Linked DNA regions of Homo sapiens: regions 2 and 3 are each linked to region 1. A link is a contact called in ENCODE Hi-C or POLR2A ChIA-PET data. All regions are on one chromosome and are shown on one strand. Each heading gives the region's core, a stretch centred on a gene start or an enhancer-like site at or near the end of the contact. The rest is flanking DNA. Distances are from core to core; before and after follow the strand shown.

What was found. A loop is a pair of places that touch in the nucleus more often than their neighbours do. ChIA-PET counts read pairs that join two places held with the same protein, here RNA polymerase II (POLR2A). Pooled maps may share reads with other maps.
Region 2: a map of ascending aorta shows a loop between it and region 1 (8-fold over the local background). The contact joins the promoter of TMEM117 here to the promoter of CPNE8 in region 1. A Hi-C loop is called at or near these places in 1 of 168 maps with a recorded cell type or tissue (ascending aorta) and 1 of 50 pooled maps. POLR2A ChIA-PET finds 5 or more read pairs at or near these places in 1 of 52 experiments (Panc1).
Region 3: a loop to region 1 is called in a pooled map, with 12 times the contacts of the local background. The contact joins the promoter of IRAK4 here to the promoter of CPNE8 in region 1. A Hi-C loop is called at or near these places in 7 of 50 pooled maps.

What each region holds. Positions count from the first base shown.
Region 1 is chr12:38,903,923-38,907,005 of GRCh38, forward strand. CPNE8 (copine 8) reads right to left here and starts at 1,669. Exons shown (of 20, transcript NM_153634.3): 1 at 1,515-1,669. The coding sequence starts at 1,612. CPNE8-AS1 (CPNE8 antisense RNA 1) reads left to right here and starts at 1,790. Exons shown (of 2, transcript XR_007063275.1): 1 at 1,790-3,075. RefSeq lists a silencer at 1,654-1,823 and an enhancer at 2,954-3,083.
Region 2 is chr12:43,834,831-43,837,913 of GRCh38, forward strand. TMEM117 (transmembrane protein 117) reads left to right here and starts at 1,251. Exons shown (of 8, transcript NM_032256.3): 1 at 1,251-1,366. RefSeq lists silencers at 926-1,035, 1,066-1,505, 1,492-1,724.
Region 3 is chr12:43,757,454-43,760,536 of GRCh38, forward strand. It overlaps IRAK4 (interleukin 1 receptor associated kinase 4), which reads left to right and starts at 1,498. Exons shown (of 12, transcript NM_016123.4): 1 at 1,498-1,563. It overlaps PUS7L (pseudouridine synthase 7 like), which reads right to left and starts at 1,337. Exons shown (of 9, transcript NM_031292.5): 1 at 1,277-1,337. RefSeq lists enhancers at 1,025-1,074, 1,415-1,524, 2,145-2,204.

The DNA.
Region 1 (3,083 bases), core at 419-2,918:
AGATCAGTCTTAAGAGGCGGCAAACAATCAGGTGATATAGTTTCAGGGCTAGATAAAGGCTGTCCCCTACCCTCAAATAATACTTCTACTACGGTTGCTGGTGCTCGAATTTTCACCCCCAGAAAAGAATTCCTTTGGCTTTAGGCTCAGTTTGTGAAAATGCAAAGTCAAGATTGATGGAATTTTAAACTTATTTACATCAAGATCACCCAAATTTGTTAGATATCTTCAAGGCAAGTTTGCTAAGGAAAGGAAAGGGAGGATGTGAGGGCATAAAAACAATCTTAGGGCAAAAATGGATAAATGAGGAGCCAGTTTTCCAGTGAGACAGACCCAATTATGCAAACAAGGGAGTGGGCTCCAGGGTCAATATTAATTCGCAAATTAGTGGCCAGTACCAATTTAGCACCATCGCTCATCTCCTTCTCAAAATCATCTATGATATAGCGGTGATGCTGCTTTATTTACAGGGCAACTAACCGAAAGGTCAGGACAACGAGTTTGCAATTTACAGTCTCTGGACAGGGTTGAAAGTCAGTTTTTTTTTGTTTTTTTTTTTTTTTTGAGATGGAGTCTTGCGCTGTCGCCCAGGCTGGAGTGCAATGGCAAGATCTCAGCTCATTGCAACATCCACATCCCGGGTTCAAGCGATTCTCCTGTCTCAGTCTCCCGAGTAGCTGGGACTACAGGCGCGTGCCACCACGTCCGGCTAATTTTTGCATTTTTAGTAGAGACGGAGTTTCACCATATTGGCCAGGCTGGTCTCGAACTCCTGACCTCGTGATCCACCCGCCTTGGCCTCCCAAAGTGCTGGGAATACAGGCGTATAAACTGTACTGAGCCACTGCGCCCGGCCGAGAGTCAGTTTTTACAAGCACTCAGATGTGGGCCCGAAAACAAATCAAAACAAAAGTCGTGACTTCCCAGATCTTAGGTAAGGCATAGATTCGTCTGCAAGGAGGGCCGAAATCTCTACCTATCAGGCAAAAGGCAAAAAGCCCGGAAGGGTCGGGGAGAAGCAAGCTGGAAGGCTCCAGGAAGTGGGTGGGGAGGAAGCTGCCGGGGTTGGAGCCAACCCTAGCAACAGCAGGTTTGCACACGCCTAGCAGAGGAAGTCCCGGGCCTAAGCGTGCAGCGGTCACAAGAGCTTTTGGCAGTGCTGTCCCCTTCGATTCCGGTCATCACCCAACCATCCAGCCCGGGTTTGGGGCGGAAAACCGGCTTGTAAAGTGGGCGGCGGCCGGTGTTCCCACAGCTGAGTCACAGCCCAGCCAACTTTTACAGCGTTTCCCAGAAAGAAAATACAAAGTCTCAGTCCCGGAGCCCACCGCTTCTAATTCCCGCTCCCCTGTGTCACCTGACCCGGGGTAACTCCAGCCCCACTACTGAGATATTTCCCACTCATGGCGCAACTTCTTGCCTGCGCAAAGCCTCGTGGTACCCCGAGCGCTCTCCAAGTGCTACCAACCCCACAGATGAGAGGGCAGGAGAGAGGGGAAGGGCTGCGTCCTCACCTGCAGGACACGGACACCTCCACCCGCGTGGCCGGGATGGCAGCGCTCAGCTGGTTCAAGTCCCCGATGCCCGCAGTGCTGTTGTAGCGGCTGTCCATATTGGGAGGAGGCGCCTTGGACTTGTCCGGCGCCCACAACCACAGCTCGGGCGGACTGAGGGCTAGCTCCCGTCAGGCGGGGATGGGGGTTGAGGGTGGAGGCAGAAGAAGGAGGCGGAGGCAGCGCGCGGGATGGGGGAGGGAAGGGAGGAGGCGGACCTCCGCGCAGAGCCACGAGGGAACCGCTAGCCAGTCCTGGGTGAAACTGACGCTGCCAGGCAAGTGGCGCGCGGGGATCCCGGTTTCCCAGCCCCCTTCCGGCAGGCAGCAGCCCGGGCGGGGGACACACTCCGTGATCCCCTCCTGGCTGGAGGGGTCAGGCTTGGTGGACCCAGCAAGCAGCCTGATGGAGAAGGTGGCACCAGACGCAGACCCCTACCGTCCAGGACCGCAAGCCCTCGCCGGCTCTGCGTGCTTTTAGGTTTTGTCTCCACCTCTGCACACCCACACTCGCCTCCTGGGCCGCGACAGCTTCCTTCTGTCAATCAGGTGTGGACGGGAAGGTCTCGAAGTTTCCTCGCCTGAGTTGAAAGCTGGAGGTGGGGGCACCTCTGCCCGTTCCTAACTGCCCCGTTATAAGGTCCCCCTCCCCACAATTGGTTCTCACCTCGCCCTCGGAGCTCTTGGGAGATCCCTCCGTCCCTCCTACTGTGCCCTCGGGCAGATGAGTCTGGTCCCAGCTTCTGGACTGCCCACTGTCGGCCACTTGAGAGTTGGGGACGGTGGGGCATTGTGACGCTCTCCAACCTTGGAACACGGTGGCAAAGTGGCCGATCAATATATGGGACAAGTGGGGGCGGGGGGGCGGACTCTAAGGTGGAAAAAACAATACTACTTGGGATTTAAGGAAGCAATCTGGATTCTGTCTCCCCTTGGTTCTTCGGAGCTTAGAGGTCTAACGGCGACATTCCTCCTACAGTAAGGGCTCTTCTGGGTCCCTCGTTTCCAAAGGCATGAAAGTTCTGACCTGAAAATGGGGGCCGGGGAGGGTGATGTCACAACCATATAACGCAGCTCCTTCAGCCGACTCCCACCCGCAAGAACTGAGACCTGACGGATAAAAGCAGAGAGGAGTCAGAGTGAGCGCTGCGTTTGGGAAACTGCATTCCAGGGCAGCAAGACTGGTGCCAAGACGGAGTCGTGGCAAAAGCATCCGGAGGTAGACGAGGCGCCCCTCCACTGCAGGGACCTTTGTTCCCCGCGCCTTCCCTCCTGCCTCACCCGAGCGCCTGCGGGTCCCGGGAGCTCGCCACCAGGCGGCGACGGAGAACAGGATGCGGCGCAGCTGGAAGGCAGAGGGTGGAGAGGGGGCGGGTGTCCGTCCGATTTAACGCTCCAAGCACGGAGTTTCCAGCTGGTTGGGCTAAGTCTGGGAGGAGCAGTTTTTGCGGTGGAGGACTTGCCTTGCGTTGTAACATTTTAATCCACTTGCAGCCTCCTGCCTAGAGAATCTATAGAGGCGGGTGAGAGT
Region 2 (3,083 bases), core at 1-2,500, 4.9 Mb after region 1:
GTCAAATTAGTGGGAAGTATGGCAGTGAATTCCCAATTATGCCTATGCAGATAAACTACCCTATGGCACTTGGGCATGGCTCTCTCCATCCCATCTTAAAATCCGCGGACATCTCAGTTCTCCCTCTTGCCATCCACCCATTCCTGAATCAGGCTACCAGTACAGGGGAGGGCCTAGCTCTGCCTTCATAAGTTTGCTAATATGGGCATATAGAAATCCTATTTTCCATTTGATTATATACACTAGTGATAACTTCCATTACCACAAAATATTAGCATGCTGGATAGCAGCTGTTAACACGTTTTCAGCAACCGGTAAACTGAGGTAGCAGTTGCTATTAGGTGTGGAAGGAAACAGAGGCCACACATACATGATGGAAAGGAGGTTACATTCAGGAAGAGAGGAATTGGTCAGATGTAGTCAAAGGGTCTTCCTGCCCTATGCCGCAGAGGTATCATTTAGGTATCATAGAATGACAGGCTCCGGAGAGCCTCAGACTGCAAAAACTTTAAAAATTGTACATGAGTATGTGTGCTGATGTACATATGTGTGTATGCATGTGTATACGTGTGCTTATGTGTGTATACATATGTATGCATGAGTGTATTTGTGCATCTCTATGTGTGTATGAATGTGTGTATGTGTGCATATGTGTGTGTGTGTGTGTGATACCAGGCAGGTTGGAAAGTAAGTGGAAGACTTCTCATACTCCTCATGGGCTCTGCCTCTCCCCACCCCCACATCCCCACACCACCAACAGACAAAAACAGAAATCATGTTTTGCGACCTGAGATTGCTTTCGAAAGTTTGTAGCTCTTCGAGGACATTCCAGTGGGACCCTCATTGGTTCCCTGCAGGATGGTGGATTTTCTGTCAGCCGCCCCCCAACCCCCACCAGGTTCCTGAGTCCGTCCCTCGCCTGCAGCTGCCGCTCTGCAGAGGCGGGCCGGCCCGGGCAGGCTCGGCCCGTGGCGCACGCGGCCCGCGGGCTGGAGTCAGCCCGTGGTGCGGGCGAGAGGGCAGGGGCGGGGAGAAGCCATGCCTCCAGCTGCAGAGGTTGCACACAGCTGGCATGATCGCGGTCACCTGCGCGGCGCCGGTGCCCTTGCGCTCGCGTTGCCCGGCCCGCGGCCGCGGACTTTGCGGCGGGAGCGCGGCGCGGTGAAGCACCGGCGCGGAGGGCGCCCGGCGTAGGCGGCGGCGGGTGTGGGCCGAGCCGGTATTTATAGCTCCGTGACAGCAGCAGCGGCAGCGACGCCGCCGGCCCGTCTCGCCGCGCTTCCCAGCGAGGCCGCCGGCGCGCCGAGGGCTGTGCTCGACCGCGAATCCCGTGTGCAGTCGCCCCGCGCCCCGCGCGACCCTTCGGGTGAGTACGTGGGCCCGGGCGTTGGGCGAGCCTCCCCAGCCGTTCGGTCCAGCCGCAGCGGAGCCCTCCCGGCCCTGCCGCCCGTGTCCCGGCTGCCACCTCGTCACTGCCCGCGAGTGCGGAAGCAGCCGCGGAACCCCGGCCCGGCCCCCGAATTCTCCGGCGCCTCTGCTCCTGCCTTCCTGGGGATGGCAGCCAAAGAGGCAGGGTGAAGTGTCAAGGAGGGAGGGGGGACGCGCCAGCCCTCTGGCTAAGGGCAGAGGAGACTCCCGGGCGAAAGGCTCTTGGTGGGAGTCCTCAAACTCCCGGCTCCAGTGTGTGTGCAGAGATACGGCGGGAGAGCAGACCTTGAACTTTCCTTGCTTCAGCGATTCCTAGCCTAGGAACTGAGTAAAAGCCCTATTTTTCTTAATTAAATTAACAGGTTGCAGTTCGTAGGTGTTGTTCTTGGGAAAAAAACAAAGACTTGGGTGTTTGGGTGTTTGCTAACTTCATCGTGACTAAATAAAACTATTTTTTTTCATTCCTATTTTTGAAAATGCCACAGGCCCACAAGTGTGTTCTACCCTCTGTGGAACAATGAAGTATGTGTATGTGTGTGTGGGTGTGCGTGTGTGAGAGAGAGAGAGACACGGGAGTAAACATCACATGCTTATCAGGAACCAAAAAGGAAAAAAAATGAGTAAAAGTATGTTGAATATAAGGGTATGTATTGCCCCCAATTATAAATGATGTATTGTCTGAAATCCAAGGAAGGACTTCTAGGAAGCTACAGGGTTTTGTTTTGGCTTCAGAAACAAGGTCTTCCAATTTATTGAATATAAAAGTAGTTGAATCCCTGTAAACCCCATTTTTTTTTGTAAAGTATTGACATTTGACCATGGATATACTTTCTTTTATCCCCCAAGTCTTTATAGTTTAAAAGTAATTATGGATTTTGACATTTTGTCTCAGGCATTTATCCCTCCTATTCCACCCTCCATCTGATCCGTGTGATGAGAAACTGGCTCTTGTCAGTTTTATCTAAGTTTCTTTAAGCTGTCATTAAAAAATAAACTTTTCACATGAATTCTATTTAATTCATTAAATGTGTTTTTCTTTGGCATTGTGTTTGGAATATGATCATGGCAATTTCTTTTCTTTTCTTTAATTTCTGTCTTTCTTTCTTTCATGGAGTCGGGCTCTGTCGCTCAGGCTGGAGTGCAGTGCCATGATTTCCAGCTCACTGCAACCTCCGCCTCCCGGGTTCAAGGGATTCTCCTGCCTCGGCCTCCTGAGTAGCTGGGATTACAGGCGCGCGCCACCATGCCTGGCTAATTTTTGTATTTTTAGTAGAGATGGGGTTTCACCATGTTGGTCAGGCTGGTCTCGAACTCTTGACTTCGTGATCCGCCCGCCTTGGCCTCCAGAAATGCGGACATTACAGGTGTGAGCCACTGCTCCGGGCTGGCAATTCCTTATTGCAAACAAATCACTGAAAAGGAGGTCTAAACATTTTTAAAGGATATAGTAGTGATTATATTTTAATTTTATAATGTGCTCCGGCTCATAAATATTTTGCCATTTCAATGGAGAGTTTTCTCTGTTCAGAGGACCCCTAGACCTACTTTGCTTTTGGAGTTGCTGTTTTAAAAACTTGCATTGATTAAGCAATTTGTTTACCCAAGGACTGCAGGATAGGAACAAGGGAAGAAAAATCACTTAAAGGTTGAGACAA
Region 3 (3,083 bases), core at 248-2,747, 4.9 Mb after region 1:
AGCCACCGTGCCCAGCAAGTGATTCTCTTTCACAAAACCCTATTTAATTTTCTGCATAGCAGTTCTAGGTAAAGTTTTTCTTTATTATTTATTGTATATCTCCTCCAAAGAGAATGTTAGTTCCACGTGAGGAGTAACCTTGTCTGCCTTATTTACTACTGATGATCACACATTTTGAACAGTGTCAAGCACATGGTAGGTCTGCAATAAATACTATTGTTAAATAAATGAAATAACTAGTACAAAATAAGAGCTGTAGGAATGAAGTGGAAGATAATTAGAAGAGGCATAATGCAAGAAGTGGCCATCTAAGTCCTCCATAGTTCAAGAGATAGAAATGAGGCAGAGACCTCACAAGTAATGTACAAACAAAACATGCAATGTGTGCAAGAAAAACAAGCAGTCCAGATACAGAGCAGTGGGGATGGGAATGCAGGGAGACTACAGTGCTGGAAAATGTAGCTGAGTTAGTACCAGATTATGGAAGATGTTGAATGCCCTGACAAGGACTTAGAATCTATTGGGTGGTCAATGGATGGCTACTGTTAGTGTTTGAGTAGAAAAGTGACACAATTCCAAAACATGCTTTTGGAATTGTAAGATGATTCTGATGGAAATGAGCAAGATGTATCCGATGGAGTAACAGTTAGAGGAGTTCAAAAACAAAACAGCATGGTCAAGAACATAGCTGTAGGGATTGGCCCTGAAAGAATAATGATCTTTTCTTTCTCCCAGAAAAAAGGAGGAAGACAGACATTCTAAGCAAGTGAAACAGGTAGGGAAACTTGGGGAGAATGTAATTCCAGCATCCTGGTAGAAGAGTGGAACTGACCTGGAGGACAGCAAAGGAGCCCACGTGGCGTTAAGCCTGAAGGTGCAGTATTCCCATTCAACAGAGACTGCTGCTGACAGTGGGCGGGGGAGTAGTTTGCTTGGCCCGTGGTTGAGGAATTCGTTGGCGGAGGAGGGATCCTGAGAAGGTACTAGAAATACTGAACCCAGTCCTGCAGAAGCTACTTAACTTCACAGAAAACTAGGGCGTCGTTGCCCTCCAGCACGTCCAAAGGTGTCCCCGACAAGGCCAGCAGCTCTACCTGTTTCTTCTCCCTCCTCTTACTCTGCCTGTCCAAAGGCACGACACTAGTCCACGTCACCTTTCTTTGGGCGCAAAGGGTATGGATCCTCAATGCCAACCTCGTCACCCCCCCCCCCCACACACACACACACACACACACATACAAGCCCACCATCGCGCAAGAAACTCGACCCCGTCTACCTCGGTTCAGTGGAAGGCATTCATTTGCACAACGCTGTGCGCATGCCCGGAAGCCTTAAGTGTTTCAGCCTCCGACAGGGGCGTAATTAAAGGGGCAGGCGCCCACGTAAAGACGCGCCCTACGCAATACGTGGAGTTTCTCACTTTGTGGAGCCGCCTGGAGGCGCCAAGATGAAGCCCATCGGGGAAGTGGGGCGGGGCCAACCCGGCAGGCCCCGCCCCTTCGCGGCGCTTCCTAGTTCGGCTGGTTCTTCTGTCGCCGGCTTCAGCAGCCCGCGCCCGGGCAGGTAAGGCATTCCCCGCCTTAATGCCTCGGTCAAACGTCGTCCGAGGTCCGCTTCCAGGCCTCGGCACCTCTGCCCCAGGGTTGCTGGGGTCGGCTGCGGAACGGAAATCTCTTTATCATCCGTGAGAAAAGTTAGAGAGGAAGTGGGTTCCTTTGACAGAGCTTACTCCAGAAGAAAGACTTGGGTAGGTCCCCGGTAATCAAGAAGTTCGTCGGCCCTGAGGAAGAGCCTGAGGCTTGGAGGGACGTCACCCAGCTGTTCTGGGGCGCAGTCGGACCTCAAGTTTCTCACCTCTCAGGCCCTGGATTCCGTGAACCCGACTGCGAAATGAAGTCTCTTTTCCCCAGAACCAGGAAGTCAGGCCAGCACCTGACAGATGCCTGTGGCGCCAGCAGCTCGCTGAGCCTCCACACGATTGTAATTCGCTTGTTTCTCCGGCCTCCAAGCTTCCAGGGAATTAGAAAGTGGAGGCGGCTTATGGGATCAGATGAGTACATTCGCAGATGGGGGAAAAAAGTGTACCTGTCAGCTTGGAAGCCAGAGGGAGACAAAGGGATAAAAGCAAACCCTGTCCAGGTGCGGTGGCTCATGCTTGTAATCCCAGCACTTTGGGAGGCCCAGGCGGGCGGATCGCTTGAGGTCAGGAGTTCGAGACCAGCCTGGCCAACATGGTGAAACCCCTGTCTCTACTAAGATACAAAATTTAGCTGGCATAGTGGCGGGCGCCCGTAATGCCAGCTACTCCGGGGGCTGAGGCAGGAGAATCGCTTGAACCCAGGAGGCAGAGGTTGCAGTGAGCCGAGATCGTGCCACTACACTCCAGCCTGGGCAACAGAGGGAGACTCCGTCTCAAAAGAAAAAAAAAAAAAAAAAAGCAAACCCTGAGAAAGCGAGAAAGCACTTTGAGCATTTAGAATGGGAACAAACGGCGCTATTAGTGCTTCAAAAACGTAACTGCCCAAGGCCCCTGGTAAGCAGAGGATACTAAAATCTGCCTTTTCCCTTTCTTGGAGTGGTCCTTGAAGAGGGCTATCGGGAAGTTCAAATTTCTTCTGTTTTCCTGCAGAGCGTTCATTTGAAGTTTGCTTTCTACCTCTCCAAACTGAGCTTCTGATATTCCAGGCCAAACTTGCTCCTTCCTCAGCCTTCTCTATCTCAGTAAATATCGGTAAACTTGGTTATGCTGTCTTCTCACTCTCCACATCAGCCCATAGCTTTCTATTGGCTCCACCTCAGAATCCTAGGACTTCTGCACTTGCTCTGCTACGACCCTGGTCCCAGCCTGCAGCACGTCCCACCTGGCTTATTGGTAGGCTCTCCTAAATGCTTCTTTCTTGCTTCTCTGTCCTTACTCCAACATCCTTTATTCCCAGCAGCCCCAGTATCCTTCTAAGACATGAGTACAGAGCATGTCTCTTTTCTCAAAACTTCCAGCATCTACATCTCACCCAGAGGATAAACAAAGTCAATACAAAAACTCTAAGGCCCTTGAAGACCTGGCCCCTTTACCTTTCTGACCT